Regions from separate parts of the Homo sapiens genome. Here all the other regions are linked to region 1. The links are chromatin loops, found by intact Hi-C in ENCODE. Cell type or tissue: mammary epithelial cell. All regions are shown on one strand. Region 1 holds the start of HES3 (hes family bHLH transcription factor 3). Region 2 has its middle 11 kb from the start of ACOT7. Region 3 overlaps KCNAB2 (potassium voltage-gated channel subfamily A regulatory beta subunit 2). Region 4 overlaps CHD5 (chromodomain helicase DNA binding protein 5). Region 5 has its middle 3.9 kb from the start of ACOT7.

Evidence for each region. A loop is a pair of places that touch in the nucleus more often than their neighbours do. Peaks named below come from ENCODE experiments on the same cell type or tissue, not always from the same donor. Only the 100,000 strongest peaks of a DNase experiment are listed, where the experiment ranks them.
Region 2: it touches region 1 in a loop (8-fold over the local background); 96 of 110 quality-filtered maps call a loop at or near these places.
Region 3: it touches region 1 in a loop (18-fold over the local background); 80 of 110 quality-filtered maps call a loop at or near these places.
Region 4: it touches region 1 in a loop (23-fold over the local background); 30 of 110 quality-filtered maps call a loop at or near these places.
Region 5: it touches region 1 in a loop (7-fold over the local background); 93 of 110 quality-filtered maps call a loop at or near these places.

What each region holds. Positions count from the first base shown.
Region 1 is chr1:6,242,546-6,247,545 of GRCh38, forward strand. HES3 (hes family bHLH transcription factor 3) reads left to right here and starts at 1,634. Exons shown (of 4, transcript NM_001024598.4): 1 at 1,634-1,696; 2 at 1,806-1,901; 3 at 2,003-2,084; 4 at 2,565-3,033. The coding sequence starts at 1,821. The coding sequence ends at 2,962. It overlaps GPR153 (G protein-coupled receptor 153), which reads right to left. Exons shown (of 6, transcript NM_207370.4): 6 at 4,808-5,000. RefSeq lists an enhancer at 1,772-2,329 and silencers at 2,566-2,917, 2,761-2,920, 3,071-3,210, 3,331-3,630. In mammary epithelial cell, CTCF peaks have their summits at 2,691 (motif pointing left) and 4,346 (motif pointing right); a DNase peak (open chromatin) is centred at 2,696; H3K4me3 peaks cover 239 bases; H3K27me3 peaks cover 1,975 bases.
Region 2 is chr1:6,402,739-6,407,738 of GRCh38, forward strand. No RefSeq gene overlaps it. Among named protein-coding and RNA genes, the nearest start is that of ACOT7, 11 kb to the left of the region's middle. In mammary epithelial cell, a CTCF peak has its summit at 2,108 (motif pointing left); a DNase peak (open chromatin) is centred at 2,083.
Region 3 is chr1:6,050,877-6,055,876 of GRCh38, forward strand. It overlaps KCNAB2 (potassium voltage-gated channel subfamily A regulatory beta subunit 2), which reads left to right. Exons shown (of 16, transcript NM_001199862.2): 2 at 635-878. The coding sequence starts at 661. Among named protein-coding and RNA genes, the nearest start is that of KCNAB2, 7.5 kb to the left of the region's middle. RefSeq lists an enhancer at 2,559-3,059. In mammary epithelial cell, a CTCF peak has its summit at 2,237 (motif pointing right); no DNase peak of the experiment used is centred here.
Region 4 is chr1:6,107,038-6,112,037 of GRCh38, forward strand. CHD5 (chromodomain helicase DNA binding protein 5) reads right to left here. Exons shown (of 42, transcript NM_015557.3): 36 at 4,738-4,846; 37 at 3,357-3,489; 38 at 2,758-2,953. Among named protein-coding and RNA genes, the nearest start is that of KCNAB2, 64 kb to the left of the region's middle. RefSeq lists a silencer at 1,919-2,018. In mammary epithelial cell, a CTCF peak has its summit at 1,982 (motif pointing right); a DNase peak (open chromatin) is centred at 4,814.
Region 5 is chr1:6,395,144-6,400,143 of GRCh38, forward strand. No RefSeq gene overlaps it. Among named protein-coding and RNA genes, the nearest start is that of ACOT7, 3.9 kb to the left of the region's middle. RefSeq lists an enhancer at 261-785. In mammary epithelial cell, a CTCF peak has its summit at 2,056 (motif pointing left); no DNase peak of the experiment used is centred here.

The DNA.
Region 1 (5,000 bases):
GGCCCGGCCGGTCCTGGCGCTTCAAAGCTGCCCGGCGCGTGCCAGCGCCCGCCGCCTGGTCTCGGCCCCCGCCGCCCTCCCAGGCCCGGGTCGGCCCGGATCTGGCCCGCGGGCCCTGCGGTCCGGGCTGGACAGAGCCCCAGAGCTGCTGTTGCCGCTGCCTCGGCCTGAAAGGGGGAGGGCGTGGCGCGATTCTCCACGCTGCTTGGCGCCTGGGAACGCCGCTATCCTGGGAAGGGTAGGCGGGGGCGGGCTGGGGGGAGATGCCCTGGCTTGATAGAGCTGGGGGGCGCACCCCACCCTGAGTCCCTACACAGAAGCCGGTTTGTTCATTCCTCTGCCACAGGGCTCAGCTGCAGAATTTTTGCGACTTCCCTGTCACCCTCAGAAGCAATGGGGGCTGCATTGTTCAGAATATAATTTTACAAGCCCCAAAAACTAAAGCCATGAGGGCCCATGGGAGGTGTCTAGGTTTGAACCCAGGGACTTCCTGGAGGTCAGCCTTCCTGTCCATCACAGCAGCTACAGTTCAGCCTCCTGGAGTCCAACCAGGGGGATGGCCCCAGAGCCTTGCTGTAGGCCTAGCCCATCCTGGGGCAAGTGCTCCAGGCGCCTCCTCCACTGGGTCCGCCGTAGTCTGAATCATAGATTGGGGTGCGGGCCCTGGATCTCTCGAAGTGTGGCCTGGAGCTCTTCCCAGAATGTCAGTGGTCTCCTGCCACCACCACCTGTGCGTGGAGCTGAGAGCAGGCTCATGGGAGTAGACTTCTAGTGCTTCTCCATGGGGACAGGGTCTACCACCAAAGCCACCCAGCCTGGAAGCCCAGGGCTGTAAGGAAGGGAGAGGCAGCCGTGTTCACCCCACCTGCCTCCTGTGGGAAGTCCGCGTTGGATCCTAGCAGTGTCAGAGAACACAGGACCCAGGCTGCACCCTCACCAGGACCCCTCCCAATCCCAAGGCCCCAGCAAGGATGAGGCTGGCTGTGGCCCCGCGGGTGGGCTGCATGCTTTAATGGGACACAGGCTGCTGCATGGCCCCCGCGGGCTCAGCTTGTGCCTGGCTTTGAGCAGCCACAGGCAGAAAATTGCTGCATTGTCCCGACATTAGGGCAACTAATGCGGCGTTGCGGGTATAACCAGAGCATGAAGTGCATAAAGAGGCGTCGCCTTGGCATCTTCATCAGTCCCGAGGGAGCCCAGAGCCCTGTCATAGTCAGTGAGGCAGCCTGTGGCCAGCTGGCCCATGTACCTCCCCAGTAGGTGACCCCTGGAATGCTTGCACTCCAGGGTATCAAGGACTTGGCAAGTGGGACTGGAGAACTTACGGGGATTGGGACAGGATGGGCATGGAGGGGGTGGGCATGGCAGGGGTCCTCAGACTGGGGAAGTGGTGGAGGCCAGAGAGATAAGGAAAAGACAGATAAAGGGGAGGGGGGGGTCCCTCGGGAGACAGGGGGGGTCCTGAAGGTGAGAGGAAGCCTAGGCTATGGGAGGGGGCTGAGGGAAGGAGGTGGGGAGCTTCCCAGTGCGTCCTCCCTCGGTCCCCTCCTCCTCAAGGTTTCTAGAGTCCAGAGGGCCTCATTGACATGTAAACGAGGGTCCCTATAAAGGCGGCGCTGCCTCGCACTGGTGCATGGACTGCAACATGGGCACGGAGCCTGCTGCCCGGGGCAGCCTCCCCGGCAACTTCCGAAAGGTCTGGGGTCTTGAGGGACTAGGGGCAGGCACCCTTCCCCGGGAGGTGTGGGGGGGTGCCGAGGGCAGGAGGGTGGCAGTCCTGCACTCTAAAGGCTGTTCATCTGCAGATTTCCAAGCCGCTGATGGAGAAAAAGCGCCGGGCACGCATCAATGTGTCACTGGAGCAGCTCAAGTCGCTGCTGGAGAAACACTACTCGCACCAGGTGAGACTCAGGCGGGGTGGGGGTGGGTGGGTGATACGATCCCAACCTCCCTCTCTCCACCTCGGGAGGCCGGTCTAATAGACCTTTCCATGGTCGGGTAGATCCGGAAGCGCAAATTGGAGAAGGCCGACATCCTGGAGTTGAGCGTGAAGTACATGAGAAGCCTTCAGAACTCCTTGCAAGGTATAGGGGAGGGCTGGAGGGAGGAGGGGGAGGCTTGTGGGATCAGAGCCAGGGATGCACAAGGCCAAATAAAGAGGGATACCTCAAGGACCGCTTGACCCCGGGCTTTTGAGACCAGCCTGGGCAACATGGCAAGACAGCAAATATAAAGAGGACAACTCGGAGGCAGGTGCAGTTGGTGAGGAGGGGGCCCCAGCTCGCTAGGGGGCGAGGGAGGAGCAGTAAAGCCCGGGCTGGCTGTGCGATTGCAATCTGGGTGGTAGGTCTGGACCCCGGGGGAGACGTTCGGGTCGTCTGACCTCCGCCCTCCTCTTCCCTTCCTCAACACGCTTCCTCCCTCCTTTCCCCTCCACCTCCACTCCCCTCTCCTCCCTCCCTTCCTCCCCTCCCCTCCCTCCCCCTTCCCCTCCTCTCCCTCCCCCTCCCCTTCCCCTTCCCTCTCTTCCCCTCCCTGTTTCTCGCGTCCGCTCTTCCCCACAGGGCTCTGGCCTGTGCCCAGGGGAGCCGAGCAACCGTCGGGCTTCCGCAGCTGCCTGCCCGGCGTGAGCCAGCTCCTTCGGCGCGGAGATGAGGTCGGCAGCGGCCTGCGCTGCCCCCTGGTGCCCGAGAGCGCCGCCGGCAGCACCATGGACAGCGCCGGGTTGGGCCAGGAGGCGCCCGCGCTGTTCCGCCCTTGCACCCCTGCCGTCTGGGCTCCTGCTCCGGCCGCCGGCGGCCCGCGGTCCCCACCACCCCTGCTCCTCCTCCCCGAAAGTCTCCCTGGCTCGTCCGCCAGCGTCCCCCCGCCGCAGCCAGCGTCGAGTCGCTGCGCCGAGAGTCCCGGGCTGGGCCTGCGCGTGTGGCGGCCCTGGGGAAGCCCCGGGGATGACCTGAACTGAAGGCGCTCCCTATTTGGTCTCGCGACACAGGGACTATTTTCAGCACGCCCACAGTGACTGCCAGGACCCCCCAGTCGTCCGTTCTGGTCGTGGGGCGGGGGTGGCTTGGAGAGGGCCGCGCACCCCGCAAGCGCAGGGAAATACCCCCAGCCCTGCCGGACTGGGTCTGCGCGTCTGGGCATAATCCACCCCCACTCTAGCTCCACCTACACACGCCGGACCGCTCGCTCTCCGCCCATCCTCCGGAGGGGCTGGGAGGGGGTGTCCTGGGCTGCGCCCCTTTCCCAGGGACCCCTGGCGGGCAACCCGCCCGCCCCCACCCCCGCCCGGTTGCCGCGCAGCGGTGGGAATGTCGCAGTTGGCAACAGCGCAGAGCTGACCCCTCGCAGCGAGGAGAATCGCTGCCCCGCCCCGGACCATTCAGCGGACCGCGGGCGCCCGGTTCCCACCGGCACAAAGCGCGCCTGGCCCCGCCCCGCCGGCAAGGGGCCCCCAGCCTCCCCCAACCCGGGATCCTCTTGACTTCCAAGGACCTCCTTCGCAAGCGGTGCTGCCCACCGGGCTGGCGCATTCCCCGAGGCCCACCCTTCTCAGAAGCCCCGCCCCTAAGATGCACCGCCCCAACCGGACGCCCCGCCCACGCGGTTCCTGGAAGGGACCCATTGCTTGGTGGCACCAGCTTGAAGGCTGCAAAAGTGAACCCGGTGCCTCTCGTGGGAGAGGGGAACGCCTTCCGCTCGACAAAGACCCTGGCCCACATTCCAAGCCCGGACCCCGTAGACCCCGCAGCTCCAGATCCCTAGGGCTGCCGGAGAATCCAATCCCTGGACGGCTCTCGGAGCGCGCTGCGCCACTTTATTGGTCCATAATGAGGTCACTGCTGCGCACGGACTTCGGTGGTGGGAGGCTCTCAAGTCAGATTTTCTTCCCCTGGGCTTCTGGCCCAGGAGTCCGGGCCAGCGAGGGGCAGCTTGGGTTGTGGGGTCAGAGATCCTGGCACCCTCTCCCGACACCTTGTAATTCAGAATAAAGCCAGCGCGAATCTGCGAAGTCGGTATCAAGAGGACACCAGAGGTCTAATGTCTCCCACCCCTGCGATGCCTAGTTAGGTGCATCTTTTGTAACCACAAATACCAACTTTCTACAGAAGCTCTTCTCTTTTTGGGCGGCCCTGACCTGCAGGGCACTAAACCCGTCCTGGTCCAAACGCGTGGAGAAGGACCCACGGTCCTTCAAAAACCCAGCTCCACTGTCGCACCTAATGGGCTCGCTGGAGCTGGGGCGAGGGTGGGAGTCCCGGCTGTCGCCGTCCAGGGTGGCCTCTCCGGTCTGCTTCCCGCGGTGTGGGGTGGGGTAGAGGCCAGGACAAATCCCTCTGCAGTCCACCAGGTGGCGGTGTTGCACTGCAGACCCAAAGGTCCTTCCTCCAAACTCCAGGGCGGGCGCGCGGGGGGACAGGGGCTCGACAAGTCCCAAGCAGCTTAGGCCCAGCTCCTATTGCCCTGCCCTGTTCTGTCTCTTCAGTCAAGCTCACGGTGACTAGCAGCCCCAGGTGCCAACCCTGGGGCAGGGGTTGCCACCTGGGCTAATAGGGCCTTTCCTCCACTGGTGGGCTGTGGAGCCCACCCCACTGCTTCATCCTGTTGCTACTCCAGGACCATCTCACTCCTCACTCGCTGGTGGGACCTGAGCATTTGTCTGAAGACAGAGAGCAAGTCCAACCCCCCAAAAATGTCACACTACCAGAAGAACTCAGGTTCCAGAGGAAGACATTAAGGGCAGCTGGCCAGCCCTGCTGTGGGGTTGTAGAAGGGTTTTCTACGAAACCAGCCTTGGAATGCCAGGTGCAAATCATAAGGAAGTTTTTATTGGGTCCTGTACAGAAGAGAAATGCTCCGTTGTCAAAAAACTACAAAGGGATCCCTGGCTCTGGGTGTGCTATGAAGACAACTCCCTCCCCAGTGAGCCCAGGGAACAGGCTGGATGCTGGACAAAGTTTGGGAGGGAGCTCCAGGCCCAGGGTCCTCCACTTGGGGTC
Region 2 (5,000 bases), 160 kb after region 1:
TGTGTGGAACAGGGCCTGGCATAGAGGAAGGGCTGTGTACAGCTTTGTGAATCAGCTTGAGAAGCCAAGCAGCCCTGGGGTCCTGGGGGCTGCAGGAATGGATGCGTTTGACCAGATGGGAGGGATTCAGATCACCTTGGCCCAAGGAGAAGACCCTAACTGGTTCAAGCTGGGATTCACACAAGAGGAGGACACTGCAGGATTCTCCAGGGTCTGCCATCACAGCCTCCCAGGAATCATACAGGATGCAGCCGGAGAGCCGCTCTGTTCACACAGCCACTGTGTTTCTTTCATGTTAATGAATTTAGCTCTTGTGTTTATCCTCTGCAGAGATGATAGACACTTCATGATTATTCCTCTTGTCCATGGAATTGAATAGACAAGACCCTAAGTCTGTTGCCAGCAGGAAATGTGAGTAAATGCTGAAGCATACACATAGTCTTCTGTTCCCAAAGGGCCGACACATCTAAAAGACAAACAGAAGAGGCTACTTAGAGGGGCACGATGGCTCTCCTCTGTAATCCCAGCACTTGGGGAGGCTGAGGCAGGTGGATCACTTGAGCCTAGGAGTTCCAGACCAGCCTGGGCAACATGGCAAAACCCCGTCTCAAAAAAAAAAAAAAATTAGCCGGGCATGGTGGTGTGCACCTGTGGTACCAGCTACATGGGAGGCTGAGGCGGGAGGATCTCCTGAGCCTGGGGAGATCATCTGGACATCAGAGTAAGACCATCTCAAAAAAAAAAAAAAAAAAGGAACAGCCTCTCCTCCTAACTGAACCTTTTTTTTTTTTGAGACGGAATTTTGCTCTTGTGGCCTAGGCTGGAGTGCAATGGTGCCATCTCAGCTCACCACAGACTCCGCCTCTCGGGTTCAAGAGATTCTCCTGCCTCAGCCTCCCAAGCAGCTGGGATTACAGGCATGCCATGTGCCACCATGCCTGGCTAATTTTCTATTTTTAGTAGAGACAGGGTTTCTCCATGTTGGTCAGGCTGGTCTCGAACTCCTGACCTCAGGTGATCCACCCACCTCGGCCTCCCAAAGTGCTGGGATTACAGGGGTGAGCCACCGCACCCGGCCTTTTTTTTTTTTTCTTTGAGACAATGTCTTGCTCTGTCCCCCAGGCTGGAGTACAGTGGCATGATCACAGCTCACTGCAGCCTCAACCTCCTGGACTAAAGAGGTTCTCCCACCTGAGCCTCCTGAGTAGCTGGGACTACAGGTGTGCACCACCAACCATGGCCAGCTAATTCTTTTGATTTTTATAGAGACGGGGTCTCAGTATGTTTCCCAGGCTGGTCTCGAAGTCCTGGACTCAAGTGATCCTCCTGCCTTGGCCTCCCGAAGTGCTGGGATTACAGGCATGAGTCACTGTGCCTGGCCTAACCTGATCTTTAAAGTCAAGTGCTCTGACCCCAGAATGAACCACTCCAAAGAGACCTAAAACTCATAAACGACCCATTTGAAAGCGGGACCCATAATCCAAGAGGGAAGGTCAAAAATAAATGGGTCATTTCCCGGAGAAGAAAAACACCTCTATGTTTGGAGTAGACATACATTCATTTCCCAAAAGCAGCATTTGGAGATCATCTCTTTAAGTAGGTCAAACTTTATAACTAGAATTATAGCCGTGCCCCGGTGCCTGCAAATTAACGGGGTTAGTGGGAGGAGATCTAAGTGACATGACCTGGCCGGGCGCGGTGGCTCACGCCTGTAATCACAGCACTTTGGGAGGCCGAGGCGGGCGGATCACGAGGTCAGGAGATCGAGACCATCTTGGCTAACACGGTGAAACCCCGTCTCTACTAATAATACAAAAAAATTAGCCGGGCGTGGTGGCAGGCCCCTGTAGTCCCAGCTACTGGGGAGGCTGAGGCAGGAGAATGGCGTGAACCCGGGAGGCGGAGCTTGCAGTGAGCCGAGATCGCGCCACTGCACTCCAGCCTGGGCGACAGAGCGAGACTCCGTCTCAAATAAATAAATAAATAAATAAATAAATAAATAAATAAATAAATAAATAAAAGTGACATGACCTGTGAAATTCTCCGCGTTGCTTCCCGTAAGCCGCAAGGCGCTCCGTCTCTCGGTCTGTGGCCCTCTGGCTCCACCTAGGGGCCGAGCAAATTCCCAAGCGCTGGGTCCCGCGCCCCACCCGGGATCCCACCTGGGCGTCATCTCTTGGGGCGGTCTTGCTACAAATCACAATAAACGTTCCCCCACTCAAATTTTTAACAAGAACTCCGTGATTATGACAAAAGACACACAGTCAAGGGTAATTCTATTTTTCCTCATGATAATAAAAAGCTGAGGTATAATTGTATGTTTCTCAAGGGCCTTAAAGAAAAACGATGTTGGTTTTATGCATCAAGTAATTGCTGTGTGAAGAGCTAAAGGGCCCTCATGTGCAGGAGATAATCAGCGGGAGCTCTGCACCAGTGTGACTGTGGCCAACACACTGGAGGCGACTGCTCCCAGCCCGCAGCCCCACCCAGCAGAGGCCGGAGCCCAAGACGGTGCCCGAGTCGCTTCCTCACCGTTGGTGAGCAGGCTCCCAGAGAAAGAACTGCCTTCCAACCAAACGCCCACCAGATGAGGGAGATTTGGGCGAAACGGCCACACATTCATCTTGACACCTAGGATCACTCAGAGAGCAGAACTACCTTCTGTCCTCAGCAGGACAATAACTCAAGTTAGATTCAGCATCAGCGGGAATGACCTGGAGGGGCTTCCTAACTGGTGATGAGGCGGCTAACTAGTTGAGTAAAAATGTTATAAACCAAAGGGTCCGGAGTCTTACAGTCCAAACCCACCTCCATGCACCTCCTAGCTGTGTGGCCTTAGGTAAGTTCCTTGGCCCCTCTGCACTTCAGTTTTCTCATCTGAAAATGGGGCAATAATAGTATCTACCTTGTCAAGTTTGTATAAAGATTAGGTGAGTTACCAGGCACACATCAGAGCAGGGCCTGGTGCAGAGGGAGAGCCTGGTAGATAGCACCATTATACCTAATTCATAGTGAGCATTCTCAAGGGCCAAACAGGCATTTATTGAGCATCTTATATATACCAGGCCCTGTGCTGGGCGCTAGTATCTTACCTATGATACCACATGGTACAGAAACCATCTGGGTATTCATAAAGGGCAGTTGCAGAAAAAATGCACAAATCGTAATTGTACGGCTTAATGCATGATCATAAAGGAATGCACCCATTAACCCGTCCCCAGATCAAGGAAGACATCACCAGCACCCCAGAAGTGCTTCTCTTGCTTTCTGCCAAATATGGGGACCTCTTCTCCCTAAAGGGAATAACCATCCACAACATCAGTGCTGTAGTGGGTAGCAGGAATTTGTGCATGCTTGTTGCTGTATAATGTTGCATTGCATGAATAATGAATATAAGGATCTTTGCATTTCTTTTTTTTTTTTTTTTTTTTTTTTGAGATGGAGTCTCACTATGTCGCCCAGGCTGGAATGCAGTGGCGCAATCTCAGCTCACTGCAAGCTCCGCCTCCTGAGTTCACGTCATTCTTCTGCCTTAGCCTCCTGAGGAGCTGGGACTACAGGCACCCGCCATCATGCCCAGCTAATTTTTTGTACTTTTTGTAGAGATGGGGTTTCACCATGTTAGCTAGGATGGTCTCGATCTCCTGACCTCGTGATCCACCCTCAGCCTCCCAAAGTGCTGGGCTTACAGGCATGAGCCACTGCACCTGGCCTGCACTTCTTTCTTTTCTTTTTTGGAGACAGAGTCTCACTCAGTGGCCCAGGCTGGAGTGCAGTGGCACAATCTTGGCTCACTGCAACCTCCACCTCCCAGGTTCAAATGATTCTCCTGCCTCAGCCTCCCGAGTAGCTGGGATTACAGGCACCCGCAATCATGCCTGGCTAATTTTTGTATTTTTTGTATTTTGTTGTTGAACATGGGGTTTCACCATGTTGGCCAGGGTGGTCTCGAACCCCTGACCTCAAGTGATCTGCTTGCCTCAACCTCCCAAAGTGCTGGGTTACAGGCATGAGCCACCATACCCTGCCAAATTATGATTCATTTAATGTCTGTGGCATCTATAGTGACTCCCCTCTTTCATCCCCAATATTAATAACTTGCAACATTTCTTTTTTCTTTAGTAGTCAAGCTTAGTTTATCAATTTTATTGATGATTTAAATAAATCAGCTTTTGGTTTCAAGTATTTCATCTATTTTCTGTTTTCTAGATTTCTGTTCTTTTTATTTCCTTCCTTTGACACATTTTGGATTTAATTGGCTCATCTTTTTCTAGCTTCTTAAGCTGGAAGTTTAGATAATTGCTTTTTTTATTTTCATTTTTTTGAGACAGAGTCTCACTCTGTCACCCAGGCTGGAGTGCAGTGGGGCAATCTCAGCTCACCGCAACCTCTGCTTCCTGGGTTCAAGTGATTCTCCTGCCTCAGCCTCCTGAGTAACTTGGATTACAGGGGTTTCGTCATGTTGTCCAAGTTGGTCTCGAACTCCTGACCTCAAGTGATCTGCCCACCTTGCCCTCCCAAAGTGCTGGGGTTACAGACATGAGCCACCATGCCTGGCCAGATAATTGCTTTTCTTTTCTTTTGTTTTGTTTTATTTGTTTGTTTGTTTGTTTTGAGACAGTCTCGCTCTGTCACCCAGGCTGGAGTGCATTGGTGCAATCACCTGGCCAATAATCGCTTTTAGATGTTACTTTTCTCTTTTCTTTTTTCTTTTTTTTTTTTTGAGACGGAGTTTCGCTCTTGTTGCCCAGGCTGGAGTGCAATGACACGATCTTGGCTCACCACAACGTCTGCCTCCTGGGTTCAAGTAAGTCTCCTGCCTCAGCCTCCCAAGTAGCTGGGATTAGAGGCATGTGCCACCACGCCTGGCTAATTTCGTATTTTTAGTAGAGACGGGTTTCTCCATGTTGGTCAGGCTGGTCTGGAATTCCCAACCTCAGGTGATCCGCCCGCCTTGGCCTCCCAAAGTGCTAGGATTACAGGCGTGAGCCAATGCACCC
Region 3 (5,000 bases), 190 kb before region 1:
TGCAATGATGCGTTCAACAAGCAGGGAATGTGTTGTATAGATAGCATTTCCCTTTACAAGGCTAAGAGCAAATAGGACCTTCCCATGTTGGGGCCACCTGGCATGCGGGGGTGAGGTGCCTCCCTGGCATAATTACAGGAGAGTTTACTTCAGCAACAGGTGTGCCCTGCGCTGCTTTCCCAGGGACAGCTTTTGACCCAGTTTTACCCTGGGAACCACCTCAAGAGACCACCATGACATGGTACCGCAGTCACCACGGAACAGCAACCCTGGTCTTCAGCATTTGGGGGGCTCAGGCTCTGCATGCTCTCTGTGCTCCCGTTTTCATTTGGACACTTGGGGTGCAGCTGTCCTGCCTGGAATGCAGCTTTGCCTGTGCTTGTCTCACAGATGCAGGGGACAGAAAAGGGCAGCTTAGCCAGAGTTCCTGGCAAGCACTGCTTTGCGGACTGAGAATCTCATGCCAAGAGGTGTTTACATCCAGGGGCCGGGTCCCACTCCTAGACACCAAGACCTGGTGGTGGCACTAGTTAAAGGATGTTTCGCTGCAGCTGCCCCCTGCCCCAGGGCCAGCCATCCAGCCTGGGGCACGTGGGGCATTGGCACACTGTCTAACTCATCACCGTCTGGACAGTGGCAGCTCCCAAGCCAGGCGGCACCATGCTGTCCATGACGTACAGCGAGAGTCTGCGGAGCGTGAGCAGCAGGTGCCACTCTGAATGGGCCCTGCACCCCGTCCGCCAGACGGACACGCTGGAACTGCAGCGGCTGCGGGAGGTGCGGGCGGCTGCCCAGGCCAGGAACATGGAGAGCTTCCTCCGCATGCACGGCCTTTCCCTGGACGGCTGCACCGCCCAGCGCACAGGCATGAAGTATCGGTAAGGGCCGGGCAGGGGGGCGGTGGGGTGGGAAGTCTGATTTCAGCCATATAAATATGTATAAAAGGGCTGGGCACGGTGGTTCACACCTGTAATCCCAGCACTTGGGGAGGCAGAGGCGGGTGGATCACCTGAGATCAGGAGCTCGAGACCAGCCTGGCCAACCTGGTGAAACACCACCTACTAAAAATACAAAAAATAGCCAGGCATAGTGGGGCGCACCTGTAGTCCCAACTACTCAGGAGGCTGAGGCAGAAGAATTGCTTGAACTCAGGAGGCAGAGATTGCAGTGATCCAAGATCATACCACTGCACTCCAGCCTGGGCGACAAGAGTGAGACACTGTCTCAACAACAACAACAAAAATGTATAAAGGAAGAAAATGAGGCCAGGCACGGTGGCTCATGCCTGTAATACCAGCACTTTGGGAGGCCGAGGTGGGTGGATTGCTTGAGCCCAGAAGTCTGAGACCAGCCTAGGCAACATGGCAAAACCCCATCTCTACCCCAAAATACAAAGAAATTAGGTAGGCATGGTGCCATGCACCTGTAGTCCCAGCTACTTGGGAGGCTGAGGTGGGAGGATTACCTGAGCCCAAAGAATCTGATGCTGCAGTGAGCCGTGATCGCACCACTGCACTCCAGGCTGGGTGACAGAGCGAGACTCCATTGCGCAAAAAAAAAAAAAAAGTTTAGTAAATTCTCCATGGGGTAAAAATGTGTGGGTGTGTTTCTCCATGGGGAAAAATGTGTTTCTGGGTGTTGGAGACCCCTGCTCTTAATGATAGGCACGTAGGTCTGAATTTTCTTGGAACCTCCAAAGGACATTCTTTTTAGTGCGCTTGTCTTTGAATTCAGCACCTCGGACAGCGCTCTGCTAGCCACCGTTCTCTGGCTGGTGTAAATCCCTCTCAATTGCAAATTGACAGCTTTATCTTCTGTGCCTCTCAGGAACATGCCCTTGTGAGAGCCATTCAGCCAAAGAGGACCCTCCCCACCCAGTCCTTGTAGAGTTGCCAGTTAAATTTGAAGTTCAGATAAACGCGTAACTTTTTAGCATAAATACGTTCCATGCAATATTTGGGTCATACTTATACTAAAAAGTTCCTCATTGTTTATCTGAACTTCAAATTTAACTGGGCGTCCTGTGTTTTATCTGGCAACACTAAATATCTGGCTTCCGTCTGAGACAGACCCTAGGGATCATCTGCGTGCTCTGTGCAGAGTGGAGTGCAGGCCAGGACCGCTCCTTTAACGTTTTCTCCTGTGGACGGCGTGTTTGGTCCTTCAGCCCATTGTTTGAATATGTGGTTGTAATTTAGAAACAAAACACTTCTCCTGTGAGTCCATTAGATGGCAGTGTTTTTCAGGCTTTGTATCCTAAATCCAGCTGTAAAGGAAGGACAAAGGGTCCGCTAGTTTGGCCACAGCTGACCTCCTTGTTCTGCTGGAAATTTCTCAAGAAGGAGACGCTGGGCATTCATGAGGGGCTGGTCATTGATTCCTTTTGTTTATTCAGTAAATGTTTATTGAGAGTCTGCTTGGCACCAGGCGCTGAGCCAGATCCTGGAGCTGCTGCATGAACAAGAGCAACCAGGTCCCCAACCTCACGGCAGCCATGGCCTGGGGGTGTGGGGGGCAGAGAAGCAGCGAGCTTGCACGGAGACAAGTTCCAACAGCGACCACTGGCCGAGGCAGCAAAGCAGGACAATGCAATGAAGAAAGACCAGGGAGGCCGAGGGGGAACCCTCTGAGAGAGGGATCATCTGAAGATGTGGAGAACATTCCAGCCCAAGAGGAGAGGGGTCTGGAATGGATGCCTCTCTCAGCTGGAGGAGCGAAGAGAAGGCCCAGGCGGCTAGGCTGGAGGGAGGAAGGTGGAGGACACAAGGCGATGATGCAGGAGGGGCCAGACCCCATCCTCCAAACTCAGGGAAACCTCAGCTCTCTCCTATGTGGACAGGATTTGTGATGGAGGATAGTTTAGTGGGTTAAATCAAGACCCCCCAAAATTCACATTCATCCTAAACCTCAGAATATGACGTTAGGCTGGGTGTGGTGGCTCACGCCCGTAGTCTCAGCACTTTAGGAGGCAGCCTGGGTAACATGGCGAAACCCCATCTCTAAATACAATCAAAAAATTAGCCAGGCATGGTGACACATGCCTGTGGTCCCAGCTACACAGGCGGCTGATGCAGGAGGATCACTTGAACCCAGGATTTCAACGCTGCAGTGAGCCCTATTTGTGCCACTGCACTCCAGCCTGGGCGGCAGAGTGAGACCCTGTCTTAAAAAAAAAAAAAAAAGAAGAAGAAGAAGAATGTGACATTATTTGGAAATAGGGTCATTGCAGATATCATTAAGATGGGGCAATGGGGCCATACAAGACTAGAATGGACCCTAATTCCTACGACTGGTGTCCTTATAAGAAGGCCATGTGGTGATAGAGAGTGGAGTGACGGGTCCACAACCCAAGGGACTCTGAGGAGTCTCGGTGTTACCGGTGGAGGGTGTGCAGCCAGGTTCCTGGCATCTTGAACAAAGAATTGGACAAAACGCACATACAAAGCAAGGAAAGAATGAAGCAACAAAAGCAGCCGGGTGAGGTGGCTCACGCCTGTAATCCCAACAGTTTGGGAGGCCAAGACGGGTGGGTTACATGAGGCCAGGAGTTCGAGAGCAGCCTGGGCAACATGGCAAAAGCCTGTCTCTACTAAAAATACAAAAATTAACCAGTCGTGGTGGCGGGCACCTGTAGTCCCAGCTATTCGGGAGGCTGAGGCAGGAGAATCACTTGAACCTGGGAGGCGGAGGTTGCAGTGAGCCAAGATGGAACAAAAGTACACTCCACAGGATGGGAGTGGGCAAGCGGCTCAAGAACCTGGATACAGAATTTTCTGGGGTTTAAATACCTTCTAGAGGTTTCCCATTGGTTACCTGGTGTACATCTTATGTAAATGAAGTAGTGGCCTGTGATCATTCTGATTGGTTGCAGAAAGTGACCAATTAGAGGCTGAAATGAAGTTACAAAGTTACACTTCTATGCAAATGAAGACTTGGCCCACAGCCAGCCTGATTGGTTGCGGGAGGGGACAAATCAGAGGTATTTTCCATTTTTCGTCTGCCACACAGAAAAGGGGGCGCCATGCAAAGAGAGTAGCCTCTGGTTCTTTTGTTACTTGGGCGTGGAAAGTTGGGGTTTTCCTTTTGACTTAGTTATAGGAAATCAGCGGGAATTGGCCTTCAGTTCCCTGCCTCCAGACCCTGGTCTCCTGCCCCAACAGGAGCCACGAGATGCTGGAAGGGACAGGAAAGGACACCTCATGAGGGTGTTTGGAGGGAACACTGCCCACACCTGGACTTCAGACTCCAGAAGTGGGAGAGAAGACATTCCTGTTGTTGTAAGTCCTCTAATTTGGGGATCTTTGTAATGGCAGCCGCAGGGAACTAACACAGGTGGAGAGAACATATCTTTTATTTGCCTGAAGCCCCGAGGAAAATGCCTGAGCAGCCTCGGAGACACTGCAGGTCCCACTGTGGGGCTGAAACGCCCTTGGGGATCTCGCTTCTCAGGGAGTGGAGGAGACCAGAAGACAAACGCTTTTTTTTTTTTTTTTTTTTGAGTTGGAGTTTCGCTGTATCGCCCAGGCTACAGTGCAGTGGCACAGTCTCGGCTCACTACAACCTCTGCCTCCCAGGTTCAAGCGATTCTCCTGCCTCAGCCTCCCAAGTAGCTGGGACTGCAGGGATGCACCACCATGCCTGACTAATTTTTGTATTTTTGGTAGAGACAGAGTTTTGTCATGTTGACCACGCTGGTCTCAAACTCCTGACCTCAGGTGATCTGCCCACCTTGGCATCCCAAAGTGCTGGGATTACAGGCATGAGCCATCTCACCCCACCAACAAAGTCCCTTTAGCAGTTGATGGGCCAGAGGTTGTTGTTACACCCAGGTCAGGGTGAAGGTGGGGCGGGGAGGGTGGTGGCCTCACTCTATCTGGTGAATTTCATTTTGCTGCACCAGGGTTGACGGGGTGGGTGGGATGCTCCGTGACTCAGACCACCAGTTATTAAAGATCCCAGATAAATTTATTCTGTGCTTACCTCTTCTCCGTCAGCGACTG
Region 4 (5,000 bases), 140 kb before region 1:
GGAGGGATGGAGGAATGATGGAGCGATGGAAGGATGATGGAGGGGTGGAAGGACGGACGAATGGAGGGGTGGAAGGACGGAGGGATGGAGGGATAATGTAGGGATAATGGAGCGAAGATGGAGGGATGGAGGGAAGGTGGAGGGATGGGGGAAGATGGAGGGATGGAGGGATGATGGAGGGATGGAGGGATGATGGAGGGATGGAGGGATAATGAAGGGATGATGGAGAGATGGAGGGATGATGGTGGGATGGCGGAGTGGAGAGATGGAGGGATGATGAAAGGATGATGGTTGGATGTTGGAGGGATGGAGGGATAATGAAGGAATGATGGAGAGATGGAGGGATGATGGAGGAATGGAGGGGTGGAGAAATGGAGGGATGGAGGGATGATGGAGGAATGAAGGGATGAGGGAGGGATAATGGAGGGATGGAGGGATGATGAAGGGATGATGGATAGATGGAGGGACGATGGAGGGATGGAGCGGTGGAGAGATGGAGGGATGGAGGGATAATGAAGGGATGATGGAGAGATAAAGGGATGTAGGGATGATGAAGGGATGATGGATAGATAAAGGGATATAGGGATGAAGCGATGATGGAGGGATGAAGGGATGATGGAAAAATGAAGGGATGATGGAGGGATAATATAGGGATGGAGGGATGATGGAGAGATGGAGGGATGATGGAGGGATGAGGGATGATGGATGATGGAGAGATGGAGGGATGATGGAGGGATGGAGGGATGATGGAAGAATGAAGGGATGATGGAGGAATAATGGAGGGATGGAGGGATGATGAAGGATAATGGAGAGATGGAGGGATGGAGGGATGATGGAGGGATGGAGGGGTGGAAGGATGGAGAGATGGAGGGATAATGGAAGATGGAAGGATGGAAGGAAGGTGGAGGGACGGGATGATGGAGGGATGGAAGGATGGAGGGATGATGGAGAGATGGGGGATGGAGGGATGAAGGGACGGTGGAGGGATGGGTGATGGAGGGGTGAAGGGATGGAGGGATGGAGGGATGGAGGGATGATGGAGAGATGGAGGGATGATGGAGGGATGGTGGAGACATGGAGGCATAGAGGGATGATGGAGGGATGGAGGAATGATGGAGGGGTGGAAAGATGGAGGGATGATGGAGGGTTGGAGGGGTGGAGAGATGGAGGGATGATGGAGAGATGGACGGGTGGAAGGATGGAGGGATGGAGAGATGACGGAAGGATGATAGAGGGATGGAGTGATGATGGAGAGATGATAGAGGGAAGATGGAGAGACGGAGGGATGAAGGGATGAAGGTATGATGAAGGGATAATGGAGGGATGGAGGAATGGAAGGACGAAGGGATGATGGAGGGATGGACGGGTAGAGAGATGGAGAGATGGAAGGATGGAGAGATGATGGAGAGATGGGGGATGGGGGTGGAAGGATGGAGGGAGAATGGAAGGATGATGGAGGGATGAAGCAATGATGGAGATGATGAAGGGATGACGGAGAGATGGAAGGATGAAGGGATGGAGGTATGATGAAGGGATAATGGAGGGATGGAGGGGTGGAAGGATGGAGGGATGAAGGATGACAGAGGGATGAGGGATGGAGTGGAAGGACAGAGGCATGGAGGGATAATGGAAGGATGGAAGGATGGAGGGGTGGAAGGATGGAGGAATGGAGGGATGATGAAGGGAAGGAGGGATGATGGAGAGACAGAGGGATGGAGGGTTGGAGGCATGGAAGAATTATGGAGGGATGGAAGGATGGAGGTGTGGAAGGATGGAGGGATAAGGGATGAGGGATTGAGGGGTGAAAGAATAGAGGGATGGAGGGGTGGAAGGACGGAGGCATGGAGGGATGATGGAGGGGTGGAAGGATGGAGGCATGGAGGGATGGAGGGATGAAGGGCTGTGCCAGGGGAGGTAGCCCGAGAGCTGGGGCTTATTTGCAAGGGTGTATGACTGCACTTGCCCAGAACCGGGCACCAGGGGGTGCCCTGCACCAGGCCCTCCCAAGCTGCAGGCAGCACTGCCAAGTGGGGACACAGCAGGAGCTTCCAAAGAACTCCTCCCAGGAGCCCCTCTGGGCTGGGCAAGGGCCCACGGGCTGCAGACGAGCCAGCCAGAAGCGCTGCCTGACGCTGGGCTTCCCTCCTAAGAGTTCTCAGGGAGACCTGCAGCCCCAGGCCCTACTGGGCACAGGATCAGAGTACACCAGGGAGGGCTGCAGGGCACAGGGAGGGGTCCAGCAACTCTCACCACAGGGCCACCCCTCCCCCAACCAGCCGGGAGCCCCGAGGGCAGAAGTGTGCCCTGTGACCACAGGCAGAGATGTGCAGCCAGCACCAAAGCTCTGAATCCTGGGAGATCTTGGGCAAACTACTTCCCTTCCCACACGGGGCCAAGGAGAAGGCTCCAGGCTGATGGGTATTGCCCGGGCTAAAGACACAGTGCATTTAAGTCACGCTGTCAGGACTCAGAAGCCTTTACAGTTTCGTGGTTTTCTGTGTCACTAGCCCGGGCCGGGGCCCGCACAGAGCAGGCTTGAGAAACAGGCTGGAGAAGCAAGCAGCCTCAGTTTCCCTGCAGGGGAGATAAGGGGTCTGATGACAGGACTGTTCCATCTTGGCCCAGAAGTCCACCGCCCTCTGGGCTGACATCTGTCCCCAGCCCCTACCCCATCAGTGCCCTCATCTACAGCCAAGAGCGCTCGCTGGGCAGGAGGAAGGGCGGGGGGCTGCACCGTGGGGGGCAGGACTTGCTCACCCTTGTGCAGGACGGCATTGGCAGGCTTGTTCCCAGCAAGGGACTCCTTGGACAGGTGCTGGTGGCTCTCGGCGAGGCACTCCACTTCAGCCAGGCGGGCGTTGAGGGCCATGGCGGGGTGGTTGGGGTCCTGCGTCATGTTCAGGTACGCGGCCCTCCGGAGCTGCTCCTCAATGACCAACGCCTGCTCCAGCAGCTGGGGGCGGGGCGCAGCGTCGGCCCGGCCCCTCCCGCTGAATGGCTACCCTCCGTGCTCCACCAGCGCCCACCCCAGGCCAAGGCTCCCGGCAGAAAGGAGGGAAAGAGGACGTACTGCCATCTGCTGCCCACCCTGGCCTGGTGGTGGCCAACCCTTGGAGCTGTCACCAAGCTGGGTTCTCTGTACCCCAACACCCCAAGGCGGCAGATACTTCCCAGTGGGGCCAGGGCCAGAGCAAGGATCCACCACTGTTAGTTGATGGACATACTGCTGCTTCGTGGCAGCGTGACCCAGGTACACGGGGAGGGGTTGCTGCTCTCTAATTCCTTTGCCTTTGCGAGGGTCCTCCTGACACCGTCCCTCCCTGCCCCGTGCAGCCCTGGCCCTTCAGAAGACAGACCTTAAACCTGCGGGCCAGGAACTTGTTCTTCATCTCCAGGTAGTTGCCCTTGTGGACCTCAGACTTGAAGGGCTCGTTGAGGATCATGTACCGTGGGTCATTCTGGATGTCCTGCCAGCGGGCGTAGCCGTGCCTGGGTGGGGCACCATTAAGGGCAAACCTGGCCGTTAGAAGTGGTGGGGCCGTAGGGGGAGGCAGCTCAGGGAGGGGGAGGGGCCAGCCCGGGGGTCGGCATTCTGGCTGTACGCTCTCAGGCAAGTCCTTAAGCCCAGCTGCACGAGGAACATATTGATGACACAACAGTGACAGTATCAGCAGACACTGACAGGTGCCCTGGGTGCACCAGACACAGCCCCGGGGCTTCAGAGGGTTAACTCTTCACCCCAACAACCTGGGGTGCATACGTTTAAGTCTTGCCCCCAGTGCCTGTGAATGGGAACCTTTTTCGGAAATAGAGTATTTGCAGATGTAATGAAGTTAAGAAAGGGTCATGCTGGACTAGGGTGGGCCCTAAACTCAATGACTGGGATGCTTGTAAGAAGAGGAAAATTTGGGGCCAGGCATGGTGGCTCGCGCCTGTAATCCCAGCATTTTGGGAGGCCAAGGTGGGCAGATCACTTGAGGCCAGGAGCTCGAGACCAGCCTGGCCAACAAGGCGAAACCCCGTCTCTACTAAAATTACAAAAACTAGCTGGGAGTGGTGGTGCATGCCTGTAGTCCCAGCTACTCAGGAGGCTGAGGCAGAAGAATCACTTGAACCCAGGAGGCAGAGGTTGCAGTGAGCTGAGATCGCACCACTGCACTTCAGCCTAGGCCACAGAGCGAGACTCCATCTCAAAAAAAAAAGAAAAAGAAAAAGGCCGGGTGTGGTGGCTGACGCCTGTAATCTCAGCACTTTGGGAGGCCAAGGTGGGTGGATCACTTGAGGTCAGGAGTTCGAGACCAGCCTAGCCAACATGGTGAAACCCCGTCTCTACTAAAAATACAAAAATTAGCCAGGTGTGGTGGGGCACACCTGTAATCCCAGCTACTCAGGAGGCTGAGGCAGGAGAATCGCTTGAACCCGGGAGGCAGCAGTTGCAGTGAGCCGAGATCAAGCTGCTACACTCCAGCCTGGGTGACAGAGTGAAACTCTATCTCAAAAAAAAAAAAAAAAAGAGAGAGCAATGTGGACCCAGACAGAGACACATAAGGAAGAAGCCGGGATGACAGCGGCGGGGAGCGGGCGACACAGCAATGCCGAGGATTTCTAGCCACCGCCAGAAGTGAGGAAGATTGAGGAAGAACGAGGAAGGCTTCCCCCGGAGCTCTCAGAGGGCTCTCCCCGAGGTCCACGGAGGAACGGGCAAGTCCCTGCCCAGCCCGGCCTGGCCAAGGATACGTCACGATGCCCGCCAGCAGCCAGTAGTCATGGCGCCGGTGCCAGATGTCGTAGATTTTCCCAGAGGATACAGCAGCCCGCTCCTCGTTCTGCCACAGCGTGTGCAACTCTGGGAAACAAGCCAAGGTGAGCAGGGTGAGAAGTGCCCCAGCTCTCACGCACAGGCAGGCTTGGAGAGCCGCTCCCTCCCTACTTGCCACTGCCTCCACCCCCAGAGGTCCAGTGTTCCAGGGTGGCTAAGAAAGGTTATACGATGGACTTCC
Region 5 (5,000 bases), 150 kb after region 1:
TGTTACAGCTCTTAAGGTGGCGCATCTGGAGTTTCTTCCTTCTGGTGGGTTCGTGGTCTCCCTGGCTCAGGAGTGAAGCTGCAGACCTTCACAGTGAATGTTAACGGCTCATAAAGGCAGTGTGGACCCAAAGAGCGAAAGAACAACACTCCTACAGCGTGGAAGGGGACCAGAGTGGGTTGCCACTGCTGGCTCGGGCAGCCTGCTTTTATTCTCTCATCTAGCCCTACCCACATCCTGCTGATTGGTAGAGCAGAGTGGTCTGTTTTGACAGGGTGCTGATTGGTGTGTTTACAATCCCTGAGCTAGACACAAAGGTTCTCCATGTCCCCACCAGATTAGCTAGATAGAGTGTCGACACAAAGGTTCTCCAAGTCCCCACCAGCGTAGTTAGATACAGAGTGTTGATTGGTGCATTCACAAACCCTGAGCTAGACACAGGGTGCTGATTGGTGTGTTTACAAACCTTGAGCTAGATACAGAGTGCCGATTGGTGTATTTACAATCCCTTAGCTAGACATAAAGGTTCTCCATGTCCCCACCAGACTCAGGAGCCCAGCTGGCTTCACCCAGTGGGTCCCGCACTGGGGCTGCAGGTGGAGCTGCCTGCTAGTCCCGCACTGTGTGCCCACACTCCTCAGCCCTTGGGTGGTCGATGGCACTGGGTGCCGTGGAGCAGGGGGCGGTGCTCATTGGGGAGGCTCGGGCCGCACAGGAGCCCATGGAGTGGGGGGAGGCTCAGGCATGGCGGGCTGCGGGTCCCGAGCCCTGCCCCGGGGGAAGGCAGCTAAGGCCCTGCGAGAAATTGAGCACAGCAGCTGCTGACCCAGGTGCTAAGCCCCTCACTGCCCGGGGCCGGCGGGGACGGCCGCGGCTCCGAGTGCGAGGCCCGCCGAGCCCACGCCCACCTGGAACTCGCCCTGGCCCGCAAGCACCGCTCGCAGCTCCGGTTCCGCCCACGACTCTCCCTCCACACCACACCGCAAGCTGAGGGAGCCGGGTCCGGCCTTGGCCAGCCCAGAAAGGGGCTCCCACAGTGCAGCGGCAGGCTGAAGGGCTCCTCAAGTGCCGCCAAAGTGGGAGCCCAGGCAGAGGAGGCGCTGAGAGCGAGCGAGAGCTGTGAGGACTGCCAGCATGCTGTCACCTCTCACAGATAGGGTTTCACCATGTTGGCCAAGCTGGTCTTGAACTCCTGACCTCAGGTGATCCACCCACCCCAGCCTCCCAAAGTGCTGGGATTACAGGCCTGAGCCACCTCGTCCGGACGCAGACTTTTGTTTTTTAGTGAGAATTAAGTTGATGCAAGCATCAAGGGCCCCCAAGCCTGTTCAAACACCACCTCTTCCCAATTGAATCCTGAAATGGTTGGAAGCAGTAACTAGATTTAGAGCCTCAGGCAAGGTAGTTTCCTTTTTTTTTTTTTTTTTTTTTTTAAATCTTTTGAGACAGAGTCTTGGCTCTGTCACCCAGGCTGGAGTACAGTGGCACAATCCCTGCTCACTGCAGCTTCTGCCTCCAGAGCTCAAGCAGCCCTCCCACCTCAGCCTCCTGAGTAGCTGGAGCCACAGGCATGTGCCACCATGCTCAGCTAATTTTTGTACTTTTCTGTATAGAAGGAGCCTCACCACATTGCCCAAGCTGGTCTTGAACTCCTGGGCTCAAGTGATCCACCTGCCTTAGCCTCTCAAAGTGCTATGATTACAGGTGTGCATCACTGTTCCCAGCCTGGCAGTTTCTTTACCTATGATATGGGGGTGATAAATACTTTCCTGACCGTTGTGAGGACTACTTGGCAGGCTGAGGTAGGGCCTTTCTTCCTCTTCCCTCCTCAAACCTTCTGTTTCTCTATACTGCTCTTCCCCCAGCTATGAGTGCAGCAAGAATTTACTAAGACCCCATGCTCCCTGTATAGGTGTGCTTGCTCCTCTGAGCATTACAGACACTTCATTGTTCAAAATCTTCTAAATCTGCCTGGCATGGGGGCTTGCACCCATAATCCCAGGAGGCTGAGGCAAGAGGATCCCCTGAACCTAGGAGTTTGAGGCTGCAGTGCCCTCTGATGGCTCCTGTAAACAGCCACTGCACTCCAGCCTGGGCAACATAGACTCTGTCTCTTAAAAAAAAAAAAAGTTCAAATGCTGCTTGGGACACAAATCAGGGACACAAAAAGCCAGATTCCAGCCACACACTGAACCAGAGGGAATCTTAGACAAGGATGGGCCAAGTGGTTTAGAATGAAATAGCCTGGGCCCTCCAGAGTGAGGCCAAAAAGTGATCTGGAACAGTTCCTATACTTTTGGGAAAGGGTGTGGCTACCCTTCCACCTGAGACAGCATCTGTCCCTCCTGCTCACATCACTACCCCGAAGGTGGTAGAGGGACCCAGAAAAGATAACAGCTCAGCCCAGAGATTATCATGTACCCATTCTGCACTGTAGAAAGAAAATAGTGCTCCAGATTACTACTTATGATGTTGCCCTGTTTTTAAGGATGGCAATGGGGGCGCCCAATTCCTCAGCAAAAACCTTGTGAATGATTTTGGCCATAGTGCTAATGGATTTACACTGATTTTGCACCTTCCACAGTCTCACCTTCTCGTGTTAGGCTATTTTCTACTTGCTCCTCAAGCTATGGGCCATTTCTATCCCTGCTTTCAGCAAAACATCTCAAAAGAGCTGCTTACACACACACCCTCTCCCCTCACCTCCCATCCTCCTTTGAACCTGTTCCAGTTTGGTTTTTGATTCTACCAGTCAATCTATCAAGGTCACTAATTCCTTCCAAGTTGCTAAATCCGATAATCTGTTGTCAGAAGTCATTTTCCTTGACCTCTCAACGGCATTGAGCAGATGTGACCTCCCTATCCTGGAAGCGCTCCTCCCTCACGTCCGTCTTCCTCCCTCGCTGGCCACTGCTCAGCCTGCTCTGCTGGCACTGCCTCCCTGCCTCCTGTCAGAACTTTAGACAAGCCCCAAGCAGTGCTTGAACTCTTGAGGTCTCATTCTGTCTCATCACTTTTTTTTTTTTTTCCTTCAGACAGGGTTTCATTCTGTCACCCAGGCTGGAGCACAGTGGTGCAATCACAACTCACTGCAGCCTCGACCTCCTGGGCTCACATGATCCTCCCACATCAGCCTCCTGAGTAGCTGAGACCACAGGCACACACCACCATGCCCGGCTATTTTTTGTATTTCTTTATAGAGTCTGGTCAGGCTGGTCTCGAACTCCTGGGCTCAAGCGATCCACCCATCCTGGCCTCCCAAACCAAAGTGCTGGGATTACAGGCATGAGCCACCATGCCTGGCTGTCTCATCACTCTAAATTTATTGTTATTTTTATTTTTTTGAGACAAAGTCTCGCTCTGCTGCCCAGGCTGGAGTGCAGTGGCGCGATCTCGGCTCACTGCAACCTCTGCCACCCGGGTTCAAGAGATTGTCGTGCTCCAGCCTCCAGAGTAGCTGGAATTACAGGCCCCCACCACCACACTCAGCTAATTTTTTTATTTTTAGTAGAGACAGGGTTTCACCATGTTGGCCAGGCTGGTCTTGAACTCGCGATCTCAGGTGATCTGTCCGCCTTGGCCTCCCAAAGTCCTGGGATTACAGGCATGAGCCACTGCACCCAGCCTGTCTCATCACTTTAAGTCCCATCTGTATAATACATATCTCTGGCCAGCTCAGAGCTCTCCCCTAAATTCCAGATCCATGTATCCCTTGTCTGCACCAAATCTCACTTTGGTTGCATGGCAGGTACCCGACACTCACCTTGTCCTGATGCCCCTCAGAAATGGCCATCCCAGGAAATTGCAGTCCCGTCCCTCCAGTTGGTCAAGCCAAGACCCAAGGAGTCACCCGTGACTCTCTCTCTCCCTCACACCCCTCATCCAAACCATCAGCACATCCTGCAAGCTCTGCCTTCACAATGAATCTGGGATCTGAACAGTCCTCACTGTGGCATTCAGGGTTCTGCCCCACAGCCACATCCACGCTTCTGACCTCATGAGCTCTCTCCCCTGGCTCACTTAGCTCCAGCCACCCTGAGCTCCCGGACAGTCTTCGAATGTGCCGGACATATCTCAGAGGCTTCACGCTTGCTCCTTCCTCTGCCTGGGCCACCCTTTACTCAGGCAAACATCACCTTCTAAATAAGGCCTTCCCCAGCCATTCTCTATTAGGCCCATTGCAGTCCCCCCACTCTTCTCCAGTACTCCCAGTTTTCCTCCCTGGTTTATTTTTCTCGTTAGCACCTAACACCATTTAATACGTATTGCACCCATATGTTTATTGCCTCTCCCCCAACTAGAAGGTATAGAGCAGGAATTTTTTACTGTTTTATTCACTGCTGTATCCCAAGCTCCAAGAAGAGTGCCTAGCACATAGTAGGTACTCAATAAATATTTTATGAATGACTTCATAGAGATAATTATTATATCAACAGCAGATATTAATTCATTATATTTAGCTTATACTCTTTAAAAATATTGACAAACTGTCACTTTAAACAATCTTTAAATATTTTAAACTATCTTTAAATATATGGTTTAGGCCGGGCGCAGTGGCTCATGCCTGTAATCCCAGCACTTTGGGAGGCCGAGGTGGGCAGATCACAAGGTCAGGAGATCAAGACCATACTGGCTAACACGGTGAAACCCCATCTCTACTAAAAATACAAAAAATTAGCCGGGCGTGATGGCGGGCGCCTGTAGTCCCAGCTACTCAGGAGGCTGAGGCAGGAGAATGGCTTGAACCTGGGAGGCGGAGCTTACGGTAAGCCGAGATCCCACCACTGCACTCCAGCCTGGGCCGCAGAGCAAGACTTTGTCTCAAAAAAAAAAAAAGAAAAAATATGTATATATCTATATATGGTTTAAATAGGGCTGGGCGTGGTGGCTCACGCCTGTAATCCCAGTACTTTAAGAGGCCGAGGCAGGCAGATCACGAGGTCAGGAGTTCAAGATCATCCTGGCCAAGATGGTGAAACCCCATCTCTACTAAAAATACA